2 separate regions of the Homo sapiens genome follow, and region 1 is linked to region 2. A link is a contact called in ENCODE Hi-C or POLR2A ChIA-PET data. All regions are on one chromosome and are shown on one strand. Each heading gives the region's core, a stretch centred on a gene start or an enhancer-like site at or near the end of the contact. The rest is flanking DNA. Distances are from core to core; before and after follow the strand shown.

Region 1 (6,797 bases), core at 1,631-4,130, 620 kb after region 2:
CACCTGGCCCTGTTTTGTTTTAATCATGCCACAATCTAAGACTTCACTTTAAACTAGAATTCATTCTCTTCTTCCATTTCAACTGGCTGCTAGAATCATTAACCAATAGAGAGGCTTAATGAGTTGGTTGATTTTTGTATAAATTAACTGAAGCTGCTGAAGTAATCCATTTAAGATGTAATTCTCTCTTCCATGATGTAAACTGATTAGGAGGATCAGTTTGACCTTGAGGAGATTTTTTTAAAGCACCATTACTTGTAAAATGTACGATGATTACATTATCTCCAGGTAATTATTTTTCTTTCCCAGTGCTGCCCTCCGACTCCAGGACTAACCACCAGCTGCCAGCATGGCTGTTCTCTGTCAGTGTCTGGATGACTCAGGAGGTGGGCTGCCTGCAGGAATCTAGTGCCAGGAGTATAGTTTTCCTTTTACACATGGTAGATCTGAATGGGTAAAAGGTCATCCTGAAAATAACATTAGTCAGGCACTTGCCTGCCAATGTGCTCTTCACATGAGCACAAGCGTTTAAAGTTACTGCTGAGTCCCAGGAAAGGTACGTAGCTCTGGACACGCCTTCGAGAGGGCAACCCCTGGGGCCCTCAGTCAACGTGCATCCTGAGGGAATCAAGGCAGAGAACCCTGACTTGGCAGTGAGTCTTCCTCCCTGTCTGGCTGCTGTCCACTGCAGGCCCTGCCCTTTCTTTTTAGGGGGTTCAGGAGCTGACTGCCCGAAGCCACCTCACTTGCTGTACTCAGAAGTCGGACTTGGAAACAAAACCAACTCACTGAGTGAAGAACAATTTGCAATATCTTAGAGATTAAGTCATTTCTGGAAGCTTAAAGGATCCTTCCAAGTGACTACCGTGACCTTAATCACAAAGGAAAGGCACTGTATCACCTCCCATATGGTTACAGTACGAAAAAGGTTGAGGGACATTTTAAAGAATTTTTAGTGGAAAGCAGAGTTGTATTGAATCCAGTGGATAGTTTTAACGTCTCCAAGAAAGATGAATGGTGAGTTGAGAGAATAGTTACAAAGGCCCAGGCATCTACACGAAGTTAGAAGAGATGCAGAAAAGGCTGCTAAGAGGCTGGTGGGAGGACCAGAACGGGCCATTCAGTAAATACCTAAGACATGCCTACTACAAGACAGCCATGGTCTCCACCTCCCAGGGCCTCCATCCCAGGTAGAACACTCATCACTCTGTCCAGCCCCTTCATTTTACACATATGCGATTGAGATCTCGAATAATGAAGCCACTTAGCCACCTTATTTGTGGGAGTCAGAATCGGACTGCAGTATTAAGCGCTTTCCTTTACAAAGCGATTTCTTTTTTAGAAGTTTTACTCGATATTACTGTAATACAAGACATTTTCCAATATTATATTAGTAACAGTTTAAGGGGAAAGGCTTTTTTCTTTGCCAACTGCTCCTGAACCAGCTCTTCTCGTCATTATTCACTTGGTTGCCATCAGCATTCAAACACTGATTATGCCACTGTCACAGGAAGTGTGTGCTAGTTAGGAAATCAGATCAAAACTGAAACTCTAGAATCAGTCCTTAAGTTTTAGTTTTATTTTCCCTGAAAACATTCCTCCTTAAACGAAATTTTTTTCTTTTTTTTTGGTTTTTGAGACGGAGTTTCGCTCTTGTTGCCCAGGCTGGAGTGCAATGGCGCGATCTTGGCTCACGGCAACCTCTGCCTCCCAGGTTCAAGGGATTCTCCTGCCTCGGCCTCCCGAATAGCTGGGATTACAGGCATGCGCCACCACGCCCGGCTAATTTTGTATTTTTAAAAGAGACGGGGTTTCTCCATGTTGGTCAGGCTGCTCTCGAACTCCTGACCTCAGGTGATCCGCCCGCCTAGGCCTCCCAAAGTGCTGGGATTACAGGCGTGAGCCACTGCGCCCAGCCACTAAATTTCATAAATGGTAAGATATCCAACCTTACCAAATGTATCTATAGTTTATATTTTTGACAGGCTGCATAATAAATCCATAGGGCTCTATCTGAATTTCAACAAGGATTATTCAGTAAGAAGAAAATGAGTGTTGTATCTCAGCTGCGCCCATCAGCTCTATTCCCCGAATGACCGTGAGCTTGAAGGAAAGCCATTTAACGCACACGGTGCCGATGGGTGTCTTCTGCTTGGCGACATCGTGGGCTTTATCCTACTTCCTCAAGGAGGCATAAAAGATGATTTTTTCCCCACAACAATGAGCTTTCTTACAGACATATTAAACGGAAATGAAATGTGCTACTCATTCCCAGCGTTGCAGAACCAGGTGAGGCCCGAGACAAAGGCGCGGGATGGCCGGGACGCCAGCCCGGGGCGGAGGGGCTGGCGGCGGGAGCGTCACCCGCACCTCCGCGGGGAGACGTCCAAGCCTCGGCGCTCCCAGCCCGGCCGCCGCGCCCCGCTCCAGGCTGGGGCTGGGGCTGGGGTCAGCCCCGCAGAGCAAGGGGCGGTGATGTCATCCTCTCGGCGAGCTTGGCTGCGGGCCGGAGGCGAGGCCCTGCGGGAAGGTTTCTCGGCACCGCTCACCGGGGCGCTCTCTCCGAGTCACGCCCGGTGCCTCCCCGCGCGGGAAGAAGCTCAATCCCCTTCCCGCCCCCCGCGCCGGGGAAACGGCGGCAATGTCCGGGCAGAATGGGGCCGGGCGGAGCGCCGGCGACCGGGAAGCTCAGGCCGTGGGCTGCCGAGACTGGCCTAGCTGAAGGAGGTGGGCAGCCAGGCCTTTCCGGGCAGGACCGCGTGTCCTTCCGCGGCCAGGGCTCTAGGCCTCCACCCTTCCGTCGCCGACCCGGCGGTTACCTCCTCCGCAGCCTGGTAGTCTTCCATCTTTCCTCCGGCGCGTCCCCTCCGGCTCCCTGAGTGGCGCGGACTGCGCAGGCGCACTCAGGCCCCGCCCCGGACCTGCCACGCCCCTCTCCTCTCGCGCCTGCCTCGCCCATGCCCAGCTCCCGGGCCCCGCCCTTCGCTGCCCGGACCCTCAGTGACCCCATCCCTGGGCGGGGCCCGTGGGTGGACCCTGAATTCGCCTCTCCTCCTGTCCTCTGGGAGGTGGTAGTTTCCATGGGAATCCGTGAGGGTAGCCGGGCAGCTCCCTAAACCTTAGCAACAGAAACAAAACACACGTACAAAAGGCAGTCCTGGAGGGGAAGCGTGGTCCCGGCCCCTCCTCCGGTTTGTACTGTGTGGATTGACGCGGACGTTCAAACCCGCTCGGACACCTGGCAACAAACTCGAAAGTGACTGCTGAAGGCAGTGCGCCCGGTGAGACGTTGTTGCAGTTCCCTTGGGGACTGGGATTGGCATGCTTTAGCTATCTGAACGAAACTTCCCTTTGGGGAGTTAAGTTTTCCAGGTAAATGAGAATTTTTCCTTTAAGCACCATTAAAAAAAAACATTTTGGGTGGAAAATTTTGTAAAATGTGGCACACTTCCTGACTACCTTAACCATAGTGAACTAGACAGACTTTATTTGTATGTGGGTTCTTTATGGAAATTAGGAATTGCACTGGGCTCTGGTAAACTGCCCTCCACGGAAAGCTGGGGCATATGCATCTATTGGCAGGTATTCTGAGGCTCCGAGTTTTGATTTTGGCGTTTGCTTTTTCTGGTTTCGTCATGCACTTGAATTCAGGTTGCTGGAACCCACTTCCCATTCCCCAAGAAAGAGCTGACTGCAAGGGTCCCAGGGATTTGGTAGACCTAAACTTCAAATCCCACATCTAATCCATCAACAACCCTTGTTATTTCTACCCCATATGCTCGGGACCCCAGTTAAAGATTGATATCTCTCATCTGGATTATGACCATCGGACTGTAACCTGGTCGGTCTATCAGGGTCTTATTAGAGCCCTTCAAGAGGAACCTAACCCAACGACTCCTCCCTCCCCTCACCCATTCTGCCCTGCCATAAGTCAATAGTTACTAAGTTGTCAGACTATAGACTAATCTTAGTGATCTTTGGATGACTAAACTTTTAACATATCTTAGCTCAAAATCTCCTACAGAGAGCCATTCTGTGACCACGGCATCTAAGGTAGCCGACCTCCTCATCCTCCACCCCTGCATCCTGTACATTTTCCTCATAGCACTTCTCTCAGTTTGCAAGAACGTATTTATGGTTGCTTGTTGATGGTGTGTCTCCATTTAGAAACTAAGTACCATGCAGGAAGGATCTGTTTTATTCACTAATGTATCCCCTTCCTTCCACATTGTGCCTGGCACATAATAGCTACACAATTAACATTTATTTATTTATTTATTTAGAGACAGGGTGTCATTCTGTTGCCCGGGCTGGAATGCAGTGGTGTGATCGGAGATTTTGAGCTAAGATGTGTTGAAGTTTAGTCATCCAAAGACCACTAAGAGCTTGAACTCCTGGGCTCAAGGTATTCTCCTGCCTTAGCCTCCTGAGCAGCTGGGATTCCAGGCACTAGCCACCACACCCACCTATTTTTTTAATATGTCTTTTGTAGAGATGGGATCTCACTGTGTTGCCCAGGCAGGTCTCAAACTCCCGGGCTTAAGGGATCCTCCAGCCTCAGCCTCCCAAAGTGCTGGGATTATAGCTGTGAGCCACCATGCCCGGCCTAAAATTTATTGCATGAATCATTTCCCTCATGGGTGTTAGCTTTGCCTCAGACCCAAATGGAGAGAACTGGGGAGTGGAGGAAGATGCAACTACCTGCCTCCTTGAGGGAAACAGGGCTGGCGAGAGGAGGGCAGAGCCCTGACTGACACAAGGCTGCTTGGCCCTGGGTGTTCGGCCTGAGCGAGGAGACTTGCTGGGCAGGCTGGTTGCTTTACCACACCTGGTCTTCCTCTCCTTGGATTCTGAACTTTATCTACCTTTTGAATTCCTTTCTTATTACCTGGCTTCAACTCCCCTGTCCTGGTGTTTCAGTCGTGCGCCTCAGTCCACATGTGATTCTGATGCTGACATTGCTTTGCCTGCCTGCCCTTCTCAGTATCACCTGAGATCTCGTTTTGGATGTTCTCTGCCTACCTGGTTCCAAGCTCTTGGCCCCACCACGATCCTGAGCCAATCAGGAGCCTCTGAAATCTTTTTTCTTCTGCTACTTTGTTGTGGACCTGGAGTTCAGTAGCTAAGTGTCACAGAATTATGTGCAAAGCAAGAGTAAACCGGTTCTGAGCAAACACCTGCAATGGAAGAACATGACACTTGGGACAGCCTTTTCAATTTTCCCCACAACCTTTTAGGAACTTCCTAATTTAAATCAATTTCCTGAATGTCTGCTAGGATGGTGCATAATTAATGCATGGATCTTGTTATAACTGCGGATCACCAGCATGCACATAAATCAACAGAAAACATGCAAATGTGCATTTTAAAAATGCTTACATGATTTTAGCTTTTATACATTGGGTACCACTCTCCAATTTTAACTATTAAAGAACATTTGTTAAATGATCGCGATGTATGACATTTTGAGGCTGCCAGTAAACGGATGAGCTGGTCTGTTTATCTTCACAACTATCTGTTCACTTGTTCAATACACATATATGGAGCACTCCCTTTGTGTCAGGCTCTGAGCTGGGGGTTGAGGCTACAAAGTTGACTAAAACATGGCCTTTATGGAATTTTTTCTTTTAAACGGATATATCTGTAAATAGGAGGGTTTGAATTCTCTAGGCTTATGTGATGTTGTAGTGCTTGGAAAAATGCAGTGATGTGGTATTATATTCTGCCCAACTGATGTAGTCTGTAGGGCTAAGGAATTTAAAATCGTTAAGACATTTGGCAGTTCACCAGATGCCATTTCCAGCACCTTCCATCTGCCACGAATGGATGTCCATCAGAAGCATTGGAGCTCAGACACCTTTACTCGTAACTGCTCATGAATCTTTGGCATTCTGCCATATTTTAGAATAATGTTTAGTTTCTATGCAGTAAGTCAGTGGAGTGAATCTTAGGTTTGTTTTTCAATTTGGAGGTTAGTGATAGGTTGGCAGGTTTGCGTGCAATCACCTTTCTTTTCTGGAGTCAAATTTCTTGAATACAGACTGTGGGACTGGAGCTGCCAATACCTTTATTTAGCAAGTGTGGGCCTAATAATCATAGCAATCAATGAACTGTCACATCAATAAATAACATCAATAATATCCAGCAGTGGCTGGGCGCAGTGGCTCACACCTGTAATCCCAGTACTTTGGGAGGCTGAGGTGGGCAGATCACCAGAGGTCGGGAGTTCGAGACTAGCCTGACCAACATGGAGAAACCCTATCTCTACTAAAAATACAAAATTAGCCAGGCATGGTGGTGCATGCTTGTAATCCCAGCTACTTGGGAGGCTGAGGCAGGAGAATCGCTTGAACCCAGGAGGCAGAGATTGCGGTGAGCTGAGATAGCGCCATTGCACTCCAGCCCGGGTAACAAGAGCGAAACTCCGTCTCAAAAAATAAAATAATAGGCCAGGCGTGGTGGCTCACGCCTGTAATCCCAGCACTTTGGGAGGCCGAGGCGGGCGGATCACGAGGTCAGGAGATCGAGACCATCCTGGCTAACACGGTGAAACCCTGTATCTACTAAAAATACAAAAAATTAGCTGGGTGCGGTGGTGGGCGCCTGTAGTCCCAGCTACTCGGGAGGCTGAGGCAGGAGAATAGCGTGAACCCGGGAGGCGGAGCTTGCAGTGAGCCGAGATCGCGCCACTGCAGTCCCGACTGGGTGAAAGAGCGAGACTCGGTCTCAAAAAAAAAAAAAAAAAAATAATAATAATAATAATATCCAGCAGTGTTGTTCTGCTATAATCTGCAGCC
Region 2 (7,738 bases), core at 3,092-5,591:
ACACCCAGCTCCCTGAGGGGGAAGCTCTGAGATGATGCAGCATTTGCCAGTTTCCAAGGTGTAAATTCACGGGCCAGGGCTGATTTCAGGTTCCCAGCGTGGAGCTGAGGAAGGATCTGCACCAGGGGTGCTCACTGCGGGTGTTCACTGCTGTGGCCGCCGCTGCCTACACCTCCCTCATGTTCTGCAGAAGGGAGGCGGGAGAAGGCCCTGAGACCATGCCGCATGGGCACACAGTGCTTAGGGTTCTGAACCTGCGGGTGGCGGGGGAGGCTCAAGGGTCATCTGGCCGAAGCTTCCCCCTTCACAGGTGGGAAAGCCTAGACATCTTTAGTCCTTTGTTTGGAGCTTTAAGTCTGAGGGTGTCTGTGTGAGCAGAGGGACAGATAGGATGGCTGGAGGGACCCCAGGGTTGGGATTGGCACAGACCAGGCTGGGAAGGTGAACTCAGAGCTGAGACAACACAAGGAAATGCCAGCCCAGAGCCTTGTGGGAGGCCTGGGGTGGTCCCGGTAAACGGGGCCTTGGGTCTGCAAGCCACGTATCATGACTCCAACAGCCAGCTTTCCTGGCCTGATAACAAATTGCCTAGGACCTGCCACTGGCTCTTGCCTCCCTCCACCTCACTCTGGCAGCTCCCTCTGACCCATGCATGGCTTTGCTTTGGCCAGAGCCCTGGAACCAAAGCCCTTTACCTGGAGGGGACATTGAGACTATTGGCGCATCCTCCTGGGAGGCCCAGAGAGGGTAAGAGCCTTGCCTGAGGCCACACAGGCCACTGGAGGTGTGCAGAGCCTGGAGCCCCACTCTTCTGAGTTTTGTTTTTCCACTTGCTATGAGATCCTTGATGGTTTCAGGGCCCTGGTCTCTCCCTCAGCTGAGGACTGCCAAGAACCCCGCAAGCCTAGTTAGCTTCTTGGCTGTCAGAGAATTGATCCTGCCTCACAAAAGCAAATCCTGTGCTCTAGGTGAGCATCGGGAGGGGCCTCACACACCTGGGGCAGGTGGGGACCAGTGGCTTGTACCACACTGACGGTGGCCCGGGAGTCAGCGACCCCCCACAGCCTGGTGCTAGGCTCAAGCCAGGACACTTTCCTTAAAACCCATAGTACAGGCCAGGCATGGTGGCTCATACCTGTAATCCTAGCACCTCAGGGGGCCGAGGCAGGAGGATCACTTGAGCCTAGAAGTTCAAGACCAGCCTGGGCTATGTAGCAAGACTATGTCTCTACATAGTGATGGTATCTACAGCACCATGCCAGGAGCGGTGGTGCACGCCTGTAGTCCCAGCTACTTGGGAGGCTGACATGGGAGGATCGCTGGAACCCAGAAAGGGGAAGTTGCAGTGTACTGAGATCAAGTCACTGCACTCCAGCCTGGGTGACAGTGCAAGAACCTGTCTCTAAATTTAAAAAAAAAAAAAAAAGCAAACAAACAAAAAACCCATGGTATACAGAGAACACAGTCAGGCAGTCAGGCTGTCAATGAGATTAGGCAGGACACAGTGAGGCTGGGATTGAAGGAGGAGGAAGCCATCAGTGCTGGGTCAGGTAGGCAGGGCGGGGCCTTCCCGGAGAGGCAGCGCTCCACACAGCGGTCCTGAGGTTTGGGTAAGGCTCTTCCACAGAGGCCTCTGTGGTTACACCCGTCCCACCAACTGTCTGGGACACACAGGCAGGGGCAGTTCTAAGGAAAAGTGTCCAGGTCCTTGGCTTTTTTCTATCATGGAGCACCTGTGATGGAGGACAGGGTTCTTATTCCCCTCTGAGGTCTCCCTGCTTCCATGTTAGGGTAGAGGGTAGGCCCTTCTCTCTTCTGGAAGCTCACCGTGTGCCGTGCTCCAGGAAGTAACTCCCCCTAGGATTCCAGACAAAGGGACAGTTCAAAAGCTTGTCAACAGCATTGCAATAAGGTCAGGACTAGGTAGCAATCTGTTTGCAAGTCAGGTGATGTCCAATTGTTTGCTTCCCCCATAACGGAAGGAGAATTTAATTGGGGTATCAGCTGACACATTAGTAACCATTTTATCAGCAGGTTATTGTCATTTCTTAGCGCTAACTCAGAAGGACTTTGAAGAATCGAGTGACATTTCTACAATGAAGCCCTTTCCATTCCCATCTATTTATTAATGTGAACAGGATCTTTTAGTGTTTGCGTCTACAAAAATGAAAACTAGAATTAGAATTGGTGCAGAACCTACTTTCATTCCTTCAATAAATATTTATTCATCTCATTAAGAGATGCCTTTCCAACACATTATGACTTTTTGTATCAAATGATTATTTGTCGGCCAGGCACGGTGGCTCATGCCTGTAATCCCAGCACTTTGGGAGGCCAAGGTGGGCGGACCACTAGAGGTCAGGAGTTCTAGACCAGCCCAGTCAACATGGTGAAACCCCATCTCTACTAAAAATACAAAAATTAGCTGGGCATGGGGGCTCATGCCTGTAATCCCGGCTACTCAAGAGGCTGAGGCAGTAAACCTGAAAGGCGAAAGTTGAACCCGGGAGACAGAGGTTGCAGTGAGCCCAGATTGCGCCACTGCACTCTAGCCTGGGCGACAGAGCAAGACTGTCACCTCCCAGAGACCCCACCTCCTAAAACCATCGCCTTGGGTGTTCATACTTCAGCATATTAATTTGGGGGTGCACACATTCAGCCAATAGCAGGTACACTGGTTGACCACACTCTTAAAGAGGACAGCCAAAAAAAATTATTTGGCAGTGTTTTATTTACATTGTATTGTTTACATTGTTTGACCAGTTAGGTATCACTGGAACGATAAACCAGAACGCTCTCTTTTTAAACACTTGGAGTTGAGGAACACACGGCTGCAGGGGCTGATGGGGTGATCAGAACAGGACGTAGAAGCACCAGATATGCTACATTAGGATGGAATTCTGAAGAGGGGGGACTGGAAATATGAGTGAAAGTTCCATGTGGTAAGAAAGAGCATGCTCCTGCAATCCTGTAAATAATAGATGGCAATGAGTATCACGTTACTGTGTAGATTCCATGGGATACTGACAAGAGGCTCCCAGAGTTTTAGTTTTACGTGTCAATATTTAGAATACACTGCACAATATATTATTTACAGGCATTTCAACTACCGATGAAAACCTTCAATGGCAGTTTTAAAATGGGCAGGGAACGCTGTCTGAGTCCAGTGTGTTGCTGTGACAAAGTTCCGTAGTAGACGGGGTGGCTTATCAGCAACAGACATTTATTTCGCGCAGTTCTGGAGGCTGGAAGTCCGAGACCAGCGGCCCGCAGATTGGCCGGCTGTGAGGACCTGCTTCTTGCTCCATAGATGCTGCCTTTTCTCTGCATCTGACATGGTGGGAGAGGTGCAGGAGATCTCTGGGCACAAACCCCATTCATGAGGGCTCCACTGCCATAACCCAGTCACCTCCCAAATACCCCCACCACCTCAAACCATCACCTTGGGTGTTCGTACTTCAGCATATTAACTTGGGGGTGCACACATTCAGTCAATAGCAGGTACACTGGTTGACCACACTCTTTTAAAGGGTACAGCAGGCCAGGTGCAGTGGTTCACACCTGTAATCCCAGCACTTTGGGAGGCTGAGGCAGGTGAATCACCTGAGGTCAGGAGTTCGAGACCAGCCTGGCCAACATGGTAACACCCCATCTCTACCAAAAATACAAAAAATTAGCCGGTATAATCCCAGCAACTCGGGAGGCTGAGGCAAGAGAATTACTTGAACCCAGGAGGCGGAGGTAGCAGTGAGCTGAGATTGCACCACTCCACTCCAGCCTGGGCAACAAGAGTGAAACTCCATCTCAAAAAAAAATAGCCGGGCGTGGTGGCTCACGCCTGTAATCCCAGCACTTTGGGAGGCCGAAGCAGGCAGATCACCTGAGGTCGGGAGTTTGAGACCAGCCTGACCTACATGGAGAAATCCCATCTCTACTAAAAATATAAAATTAGCTGGGCGTGGTGACGCATGCTTGTAATCTCAGTTACTCCAGAGGGTGAGGCAGGAGAATCACTAGAACCTGGGAGGCAGAGGTTGCGGTGAGCCGAGATCACACCATTGCACTCCAGCTTGGGCAACAAGAGTAAAACTCTGTCTCAAAAAATAAATAAATAAATAATACATGCATACATACATACATACGTACATACATACATACATACAGGGTACAGCAAACTAATCCGATTGGAAACTGCCGGACTTTGGGGCTAGATGGAGCATGGGCTTAAAGTGAAACCTACATTTTGGCTCCAACACAGACTAGCTGTGTGCTTGGGCGGGTGATTCAGCTTCCCTGGGGGACAGTCATGCGTGTGTGAAATGGCAGTGGTAGCCCTGAGACAGCAGCATGGGTAAGCAGGCTGGCGACGTCATCTGCAAGGAGGTGTAATTAGGAGCACCAGCTCTGGGGCCAGACTTGGCTTGAGAAACTTGCCCAGGCACTGTAGCTAGAAAGTGGATTTGGATCCCAGCTCCCCGCTCTGTCACCTTGGGCAGGCTGCTTAACCTCTCTGTGCGTCTGTTTCCCTCCCTGTGAGATGGGGCTGGTAAGGGCGCCCCTTGCGGTGGGCGGGAGGATGGAGTCCGCGCCTGTACAGCTCCCCTGCCTCCACTGCGCTCACCAGATACCGGCTCTCCTCACTCCCCTGTACCACTCCCGACCCCCTCCTCCCTGGACCCAGGAGCCCCAGTGCTCTGTGGCAATGTTAAGAGCCTCTCCTGGCTGCTACAGTGCTCCTCTCCCCAGCCTCCCCCAGGCCGTGGTCCTGCCCAGGAAATGCACCTGGGACTGTTGCCAGGCACTCAGGCCCCCCACACGGAGGCTGTTGAGGAAGTGGTGCTAGAAATCAGCTCATGACTCTCACGGAGTGATGTCATGCAAAATTTTCCATAGCTCTGGCAGCCACAGGGGCCATCCTCCTGCCTCTCCGAGGGCACTTCTGCTGAACTGTGCTTTTCCCTGCACTGTGTCAGAAGAGGCAGGTGGGTGCCGGGAGCGCTCTGTGGCCAAGGCTCTGATCACAAGCTGCCAACCCCGGAACCCCACCTATCCTACTTGAGAAGCTGAACTCTGACCCCTGTCCCTGTCCCCAGTGTGATAACTTCCTTTGTTCTTAGGTGGTTTTGAGGTGGTTTCCTGAGGATGTGTCTGGGGAGATGTGATGGGATCAACCCCCTGCCCTGCTGGCAGCCCCACCCCATGGCATAGCAGCAGGCCCCTGGGAGCCCTGAGCGCTCATTAAAGGAACGCACTTTAATGACAGCCACACGCCACCCTGCCACAAGCAGCGCTCTTCTCCCTATGAAGTGTGGTGAGGAAATTGGGGTGAGAGGGTGGTGGAACTGGTTGTTTTGGGGGTCTCTTCCTGGAGTGTGGAGAGATCAGAACCATCTCCAGACCATGGCTGTAGACAGCGGCCCTTGATCATTCACAGAAGATCTCGCTGGGCGGATCCTTCAGACCTCAGCGGGGTGGGAAGAGTGTCCTTGGGACTAGAGCCCTGCCAGACCCCAAAGGCCGGTTTCTACCCGATGATCTCTTGGGCCCCGTCCCGAGAGTGAGGCACGGCGCCACCAGGCACCCCCGATACGCAGCGTGTTGTGAAGTGCCCTTGTGAGCAGCGGGGGATAGGGAACAGAAAACCAGCTGTCAGCGACAGCGAGGTGGTGCCCCAGAGAGGGCTGCCTCATTCGCCTGGCTGCAGGGTCCGAGGTCGTCTTGGTAGCATTTGGCAGGAATTTATTTAGGAAGCATTCAGCAAACCGAGTGTGTGTGGTGCTGGGAGATGACGACGAAATGGCCCTGCCCCCAAGGAAGCCCCTCCCCTGGGGGCACAGGTGGGGAGGGAGGTCATGAGCTTTGTGTGTGTGACAACTGCTGATGGGAATGCTATTGGCACGTACGAGGGGTGCCTGTCCGTGTCTTGGGAGAGCAAGGAAGGCTTCCCGGAGGAGTTGCTGCCAAGTTGGCCCAGAAGGATGAGGAGGAGTTCTTCTGGTGAAGTGGGGAGGGCAGAGGCAGGATGGTCCCTACGGAGCATGTGGGGACGCTCGTGTTCTTCCAGAGGATGGAATGCTGGGCCCGAAGCCTGAAGTATTGTTAGGGTAGAGACAGGCGGGAGGTGCGTGGAGAAGGGGTCATGGAGGTCTTGTTGGGCAGATGGCGGTGGGACGTCCCAGGCAGGGGGAGCATCTTGGGCAAGAGCCCAGGGTGCGAGGTCATGCTTATGGCACATTGGACCAGCTGGAGGACAGCCAGCTCAGGAGAGCAGCCGGCTGGGGTGTCTGCCCACGTGTGGGGCAGGGATGGGCTGCAGCGGGGAGGGATTTGGGAGCTTCTGTCGTAGTCCTGCAGGGAGTGGGAGCTGTGCAAGAAGGAAGGGCGGAGCGGCTGTGATCCAATGACTTTGGGAAGGCCACTCCTGTGATGGAGTGGGGGAAGACAGACCCCAGGCCAGGGGTCCTGAGTCAAGGCAGTGGCTGAGGAGGCACTGGGGAAGGTGATTTGGAGAGGCTTTGGGGGTAGGTCCTGGGGGTCTGGAAGGGCTCTAGGCCAGGAATTTTCAGACTCCTGGGGGCATCAGAATCACCTGGAGGGCTTGTTAAAGCAAAGCTTGCCCCCAGCCTCAGGCAGCTGGGCGGCAGGAATCTGCATGTCTAACAGGCTCCCAGGGGATGCTGACTTGCTGGCCAGGGTCCCACACTTTGAGAAGCCCCGCCTGAAGCTTACAGGACAGGGCAGGTTCTTGAGCCATTGAGTTGGGCAATGCCATGGGAAGTTGCAGGTGCACAGACGTTGCCTTCCTGGCTGCGGTTGAACCTGGGCTCCATTTGTCCCCTTGGAGCTCCAGGCGGCCGGGCCGACTTCGACCCTGAGCTCTCCTGTCTGATTTCCTTTCCAGGTGGCACGTCTCTGAGCTTCCTGGTGTTGGTGACAGGCTGCACATCTGTGGGCAGAATTCCAGATGCTGAAATCTACAAAATCACTGCCACTGACTTTTACCCTCTTCAGGAAGAGGCCAAGGAGGAGGAACGCCTCATAGCTTTGAAGAAAATCCTCAGCTCGGGGGTGTTCTATTTCTCATGGCCAAACGATGGGTCTCGCTTTGACCTGACTGTCCGCACGCAGAAGCAGGGGGATGACAGCTCTGAATGGGGGAACTCCTTCTTCTGGTGAGGCCCTGGGTCCCCTGCAGAGGGTGGGCCCTGGGTCTCCTGCAGAGGGTGGGCCCTGGTTGGCATCTGAGGCCTTGACCTCCACTTGCACCACCCCCGGGTTATGGGGCACCTCTGGAGAGTTAGGACCCAGGCCTGCTCTCAGCACAATGAGAGGAAAACTAACCCTGAACTCCCTGCCACCCCCCACCCCTGGCCCCTGGAATGTGTTCAGTGTAGATTTGGAAAAGAAACCTGCGCCAGGCATGGTGCCTCATGCCTGTAATCCCAGCACTTTGGGAGGCTGAGGCAGGTGGATCACTTGAGTTAAGGAGTTTGAGACAAGCCTGGCCAACATGGTGAAAGCCCATCTCTACTAAAAATACAAAAAAAAAAAAAAAAAAAAATTAGCTGGGCGTGGTGGCAGGTGCCTGTAATCCCAGCTACTCGGGAGGCTGAGGCAGGAGAATCGCTTAAACCCAGGAAACGGAGGTTGCTGTGAGCCAAGATGGTGCTACTACACTCCACCCTGGGTGACAGAGCAAGACTCTGTCTCAAAGAAAAAGAAAGAAAGAAAAGAAACC

What was found. A loop is a pair of places that touch in the nucleus more often than their neighbours do. ChIA-PET counts read pairs that join two places held with the same protein, here RNA polymerase II (POLR2A). Pooled maps may share reads with other maps.
Region 1: a pooled map shows a loop between it and region 2 (4-fold over the local background). The contact joins the promoter of DYNLT1 here to the enhancer-like site in region 2. A Hi-C loop is called at or near these places in 1 of 168 maps with a recorded cell type or tissue (natural killer cell) and 8 of 50 pooled maps. POLR2A ChIA-PET finds 5 or more read pairs at or near these places in 1 of 52 experiments (activated CD4-positive, alpha-beta T cell).

Annotation. Positions count from the first base shown.
Region 1 is chr6:158,641,863-158,648,659 of GRCh38, forward strand. It overlaps DYNLT1 (dynein light chain Tctex-type 1), which reads right to left and starts at 2,881. Exons shown (of 5, transcript NM_006519.4): 1 at 2,820-2,881. The coding sequence starts at 2,846. It also overlaps a transcript of SYTL3 not described here. RefSeq lists an enhancer at 2,252-3,195 and silencers at 2,319-2,648, 2,809-3,038.
Region 2 is chr6:158,021,855-158,029,592 of GRCh38, forward strand. SYNJ2 (synaptojanin 2) reads left to right here. Exons shown (of 27, transcript NM_003898.4): 3 at 6,902-7,172. Among named protein-coding and RNA genes, the nearest start is that of SYNJ2-IT1, 25 kb to the left of the region's middle. RefSeq lists enhancers at 4,215-4,902, 4,903-5,590, 5,108-5,177. Within about 2 kb of position 4,342, at least 36 of the 41 ENCODE cell types and tissues checked have a DNase peak (open chromatin) inside an H3K27ac peak, as active enhancers do; they include natural killer cell, where a contact is called at or near this core.